Regions from separate parts of the Mus musculus genome. Here region 1 is linked to region 2. The links are chromatin loops, found by intact Hi-C in ENCODE. Cell type or tissue: gastrocnemius. All regions are shown on one strand.

Region 1 (2,500 bases), 90 kb before region 2:
TATGTGCCAGGAAGCACTCATCCCAAACACGGGTCAGGTAGGTCTGTGAGTGACAGCTCCCCCCTCCCCCTTCCCAGGAACTGTACCAGCTGTCCAAAGACAAGGCAGACTTTGCTGTGGTGGCTGGAGATGAGGCAAGCCCCACTACTGGAGGCAGCAGTGGCGAGAACGAGGGCACTGCTGGGTCTGCTGGGCCCTGCAAGGGCCCCCCCAGTAAGTCCTCTGCCAGTGCCAAGACCACCGAACAGAAGCTCAATAGCCCCAGTAGCAGAGGTGGTAAGTAAAGGGGCCTGAGGTGATGGGGAGGGCTGTGGGGAGGCCAGCGATGGTAGGACATAGGCATACATTTCAACTCTGATGTCCTGGGACTGGGTGTCCCCTACGGCAGTGTATTCCTAGCATGTGACTAGCTAGGGGGCCAGAAACTGGTCTACCCGGAATCCCTTATCTACTCAGCAAACCTGGATGACAGAGGACCCAGGGACAGCCTGTCTGACTGGGGAATGGGCCAGCTTAGAGGTAAAGGATCCAGCTGATAGCCTTGCTCCCTGTTCGTTCATCATTACAACAGAAGTACTTGATCTCTGTGCTCTCCCCAACTCTCAGGGCTGTTCCTTACCCTCTTCCTTCTTGTTCTTGGTTGTGTGGTTTGGAGGCAGGGTTTTTCTACACCAGGCTGGCCTTTAACTCACTATGTAGTTGAGAATGGCTCTGAGCTTCTGAACTGTCTGTCTCCACCTCGTTAGTGCTGGATTATAAGCATGTCCCAGTTTGCACTGCTAGGGATCAGACCTAGTGCCTTATACATACCTGTCTTCTGCTTTCCTGCAGGCATCAAACCGATTCCAAAGCATTCCCCCATGAAACCAGGAGAGAAGCTGGCTGTGAAGTCTTCTCCAGTCAAAGTGGGAATGAAGAGGAAAGCTACTGATGAGACCCCATGCCTGAAAAAGGTGAGGGTAAGAATAGTGGTGCTGGACACAGGCCAGTTTGGCTCAGGGACTGGAGATCCAGGCTCCTGTGTGTGAATGTGAAAAGCTGACCGTGTTGATTGGGGGTGGGGGTGAAGACTCCTGGAGCCCCTCCCCTCCCGTCCTGTCTGGGCAGGTGATCAGTCCTGCTGCTCCACCCTGTGCCCTCTTGTTGCCTTGCAGAGGCGGCGGGCCAGCCGGCAAAGAGGAAGGAAAGCTATGCAGACAGGCAGGAGATAGAGCCGGCCTAGCAGGAGAGGCTGCAAGCCCACCCAGCTGCCAGTGTTGTTACAGTTCACATTAAAGAACGAAGCCCACTCTGGCGGTGGGGTGCAGCATGTTTGTGTGTCTGTCTCTCGGAGCAGGTCTATCCAGCAAGGAAAGGGAGACTGCCATGGCATAGACAGCTCCCAGTAAGGAGCCTATTTTCCCTTTTGTTAGTCCCTGGTCTGGCAACAGGTCCTGAAATCAGGACCTACTAGCTAGTCTATGATGCCCTGGCTAGCTTCTGGCCACGATGAACAGATTGCACCCATGCCCAAGCATACGTAGTTGATATCCCGGGGCCTGCACCCAGTTCTCAGTAGAAACCACTCCCATCTCTCTGCCCTTCCTGAAGCCCGTGAACTCATCTACACTGATAAGCAAGACTCCCAGGCCCTCTGACTAGGTAGCTGTGCAGAACAAACTTGATCTTCCAGGGTATTTTGCATTGGGTGGCTCTTGGAGAAACATCCTTTTTCCAAACAGTTTAGCTGGATCTCAGATGTTAGAGCCCATCTCTTCTCCCTTTTTTCTTAGAGTCAGGAAGAACTTGTCAGACCAGGGTCAGTTTGAATGGCTGAAGGAAGGGATAGCGATGCCTCTGTCTTTTCTCCAGGCATCCCTAGCTGTCCTGTAATGAGGGTGAAGTCCCACTTGTACCCAGGCTGGGGCTTACTCCGGATACACCACTCTGTTTGCAGGTACTGTTGGATGTCTTCACTGGGGTGCGGCTCTACTTGCCACCTTCTACACCAGACTTCAAACGTCTCAAACGCTACTTTGTGGCATTCGACGGGGACCTGGTACAGGAATTTGACATGGGCTCAGCCACACATGTGCTAGGTAACAGGGAAAAGAACACTGATGCCCAGTTGGTCTCCTCAGAGTGGATTTGGGCATGTATCCGGAAACGGAGGCTGATAGCTCCCTGCTAGGACTTTGGTCTTCCTCTTTGGGCTGTCCTCTCCTGCCCACTCTACCACATGAGGCTCAGCCTGAAGGGTAGGGGCCTCTTTGCCAAGCAGCCTACTTTCTTATATCCTCTGATTCTTCATGGTCTCTTCTGGATCAGGAGTTAACTGCTGTGGACACAAGCAGTTTAACTGGAACTTTGAGATCCGGGTGCTAGCTTTGTCTTTTTTATTAGTTGTCTGTGGTACTGATAACGAACTTAGACCCTTATTCATGCTATGCACAGCACTCTGCCACTGTCCTACAGTTTTATAAATAAGAAATCTTAAGCTAGGCATGAAGAAGTCATGGGG
Region 2 (2,500 bases):
CTTCCCCGGGTCTCACTTGCTACTTGCTTTATTTTGACGTATGGTGGACTCTACTAAACAATGGGGGTATTAACGACATCTTATGTTATAGGACAGTGGCTCTTCACTGGGAAAAGTTAGCTTGTTGGAGATACTGAGTCATTTTTTGATTATTAAAACTGGGGGCATCTTGGCATCTGGTGGGTAGAGAAGGACCAGGGATGCTGTTAAACGACTCTCAACGCACAGGATATCTCTATCTCAGGAAATAACGACTTGCCTCCCCCCCCCCCCCCCCCATCAATTGTGTTGAGGCTAAGAAACCCTACAGTTTTACTCTAGGGAAAAACACTCAGGAGTCCACACGCCTGCAGTTCCTCTACCGCTCTGGACTGCCCTCACCAGCCCCGTCCTCTGAAGCCTCAGTCTCTGCTTTCACCTTGTCCAGGTTCGCATACAAACCTTCCGATGCCGGTGGACAGGATGGCCGTGGAAGTCTTCAGTTCCTCATAGAGATCTGCGCCATTTAAGGGGAAAGCCGAGAACTGCGCCAGCAACACCCTCCTCAGGGCAACGAGGGCCTGCCAATAGGGCGGACACTCAGGCTCCAGGCCCGCCAGATTGCCCCCTCAGAGCAGCGCCCCCCCCCCCCCCCATCTATCCCAAGGAACTCTGATCCTGCAGCGTGGGGGCGCAGCTGGAAGAGGGGTTGGAATGGAGCTTGCAGATCGCGAGCTCACCTTGTAGGACAAGCCACACTTCTGGGCTACTTCCTCCAAGTCAGCAGCTGCCAGGTCTGCCACTGGAAAGAGAGCAGGTGCAGGTGATTGGCAGCAGGAATGGCTTAGCCTTGCCACATTTGCCTTTTGCTCTGTTGTCAAACGGGATTAAGGTCTTATTCTACTACCTATCTCGAGCACGCAGGCCCTGATGCAGGACCGACCCCGCAAAGGGCCCAGCACTCAGTAAAATCCTCTGCCTCGGCTCCTGCGAACCCAGCTTCCTCAGAAAGTCAGAGGAAGAGTGCGGCCATCCTGTTAGAGCAAAAGGCCCCGTATGTGTACCACGACCACGGTGCCGACCCCCGGGGTAGTGCCCATGAGGTCACCTGTTTTTATCTTTCGGCCTCTGAGAAGCTGGACGGTCTCCTCGGTGAGGCCCGGGCACAGCCCTGCCCTGAGCATGCCCATAGTCCCTACAAACCCAGGATGCCCTGGGGGCTCTCTGTCACTTGGGCGCTCGCCGAGTCCCCCACTCTGGGCATTCCTCAGTTCTACTTAGGGAAAAGGTCCTGGCGTGCCAGCGCGGGACGAAGGGGCGGGAAGAGGATGCAAGTCGAGGTGAGGGACACTAACCCTTCCCAACTCGCAAGACTCTAGGCGCCCTAGGCCCGCCCCCTCCGGCCGACGCTTCCGGGTTCCGGGACTGGAGCGTCTTTTGTAGGCCAGGCCTGCAGCGCCATCTGCTGACCATGAGGGCAAACACAGAGGCTTTGCGACTCGCGCCAGCCACCTGCAAGCACACCTAGAGCTTACATACATGCACAGAGACACAAGCACACACACCGACACACACACACACACACACACACACACACACACACACACACACACACACACACACACACACACACACACACACACACACACATTTTGTGTGTCCAGCGAGTCTTCCAACGAGTCTCTTGTGTATACCAGCCTCTATTTGCAAAGCTAGGGGACACTCACTCTACCTAACTCAATATTTACAGAGTGAAGCATCCCTGACTTCTAGTAGCATTCTTGTTAGGAAGACAATGAAAGTGGATCAATTCAGATCATTACAGATTGTATGATCAAGCTGAGATCCAGCGAAGTTCACAGAGAGTACCTGTGTCCCTATATTTTCCAAATTTATCAAGTTCTATCTTACGTATATAGATGTTTTGCCTGCATGGATGTCTATGCAATCCTGGCATGCCTGGTACCCAAGGCAGCCAGAGAGAGGGTCAGATCCCTTGGACTGGAGTTACAGATGGTTAAGAGCCACCATGTGGGTACTGGTCTTCTGGGAGAGCAGTCAGTGCTCTTAACCACTTAGCCATTTGTCTAGCCCAACATTTTCCAGAGGTTTTAATGGAAGTAGGGAAATGCTTGAGTATATAAAATACTATTTTGATTTTTTTAACCACATCTAGTGGAAGAAATAAAGCAGTTTTACAAAACCCACGAGTGAGGTTCTATTTCTGCCTGTATTTTGTAGTTGAAGGAATTTGGGCTCAGTAAGATTGTTATTCTTTGATTTATACAGATAGGAAGCACAGAACTGAATCTCCAGTCCATATCCAGCTGCAGGGCTCATTTTTAGAAATATCTCCTCATGTTCACCATTGTCTCTCAATCTTTCAAGGTGTTTGGAATCCTGGCCCTGAAACCAGCTACTCTGTGAGCTACAACCCACAGTAAGCTTTCACTGTGCCTGCGTTACTGGCTATGGTGGGATTTGCTGCTTAGATCCCAGGATAGAGAGCCTTAGAAGTATC

What was found. A loop is a pair of places that touch in the nucleus more often than their neighbours do. Peaks named below come from ENCODE experiments on the same cell type or tissue, not always from the same donor. Only the 100,000 strongest peaks of a DNase experiment are listed, where the experiment ranks them.
Region 1: it touches region 2 in a loop (2.6-fold over the local background); 27 of 42 quality-filtered maps call a loop at or near these places.

Annotation. Positions count from the first base shown.
Region 1 is chr11:82,799,345-82,801,844 of GRCm38, forward strand. Lig3 (ligase III, DNA, ATP-dependent) reads left to right here. Exons shown (of 20, transcript NM_010716.3): 18 at 78-276; 19 at 832-953; 20 at 1,937-2,500. The coding sequence ends at 2,170. Among named protein-coding and RNA genes, the nearest start is that of Lig3, 19 kb to the left of the region's middle. In gastrocnemius, no CTCF peak of the experiment used is centred here; a DNase peak (open chromatin) is centred at 1,065.
Region 2 is chr11:82,889,251-82,891,750 of GRCm38, forward strand. It overlaps Rad51d (RAD51 paralog D), which reads right to left and starts at 1,374. Exons shown (of 10, transcript NM_011235.4): 1 at 1,088-1,374; 2 at 720-781; 3 at 442-560. The coding sequence starts at 1,169. In gastrocnemius, a CTCF peak has its summit at 1,425 (motif pointing left); DNase peaks (open chromatin) are centred at 741 and 1,389; H3K4me3 peaks cover 1,480 bases; H3K27ac peaks cover 1,015 bases.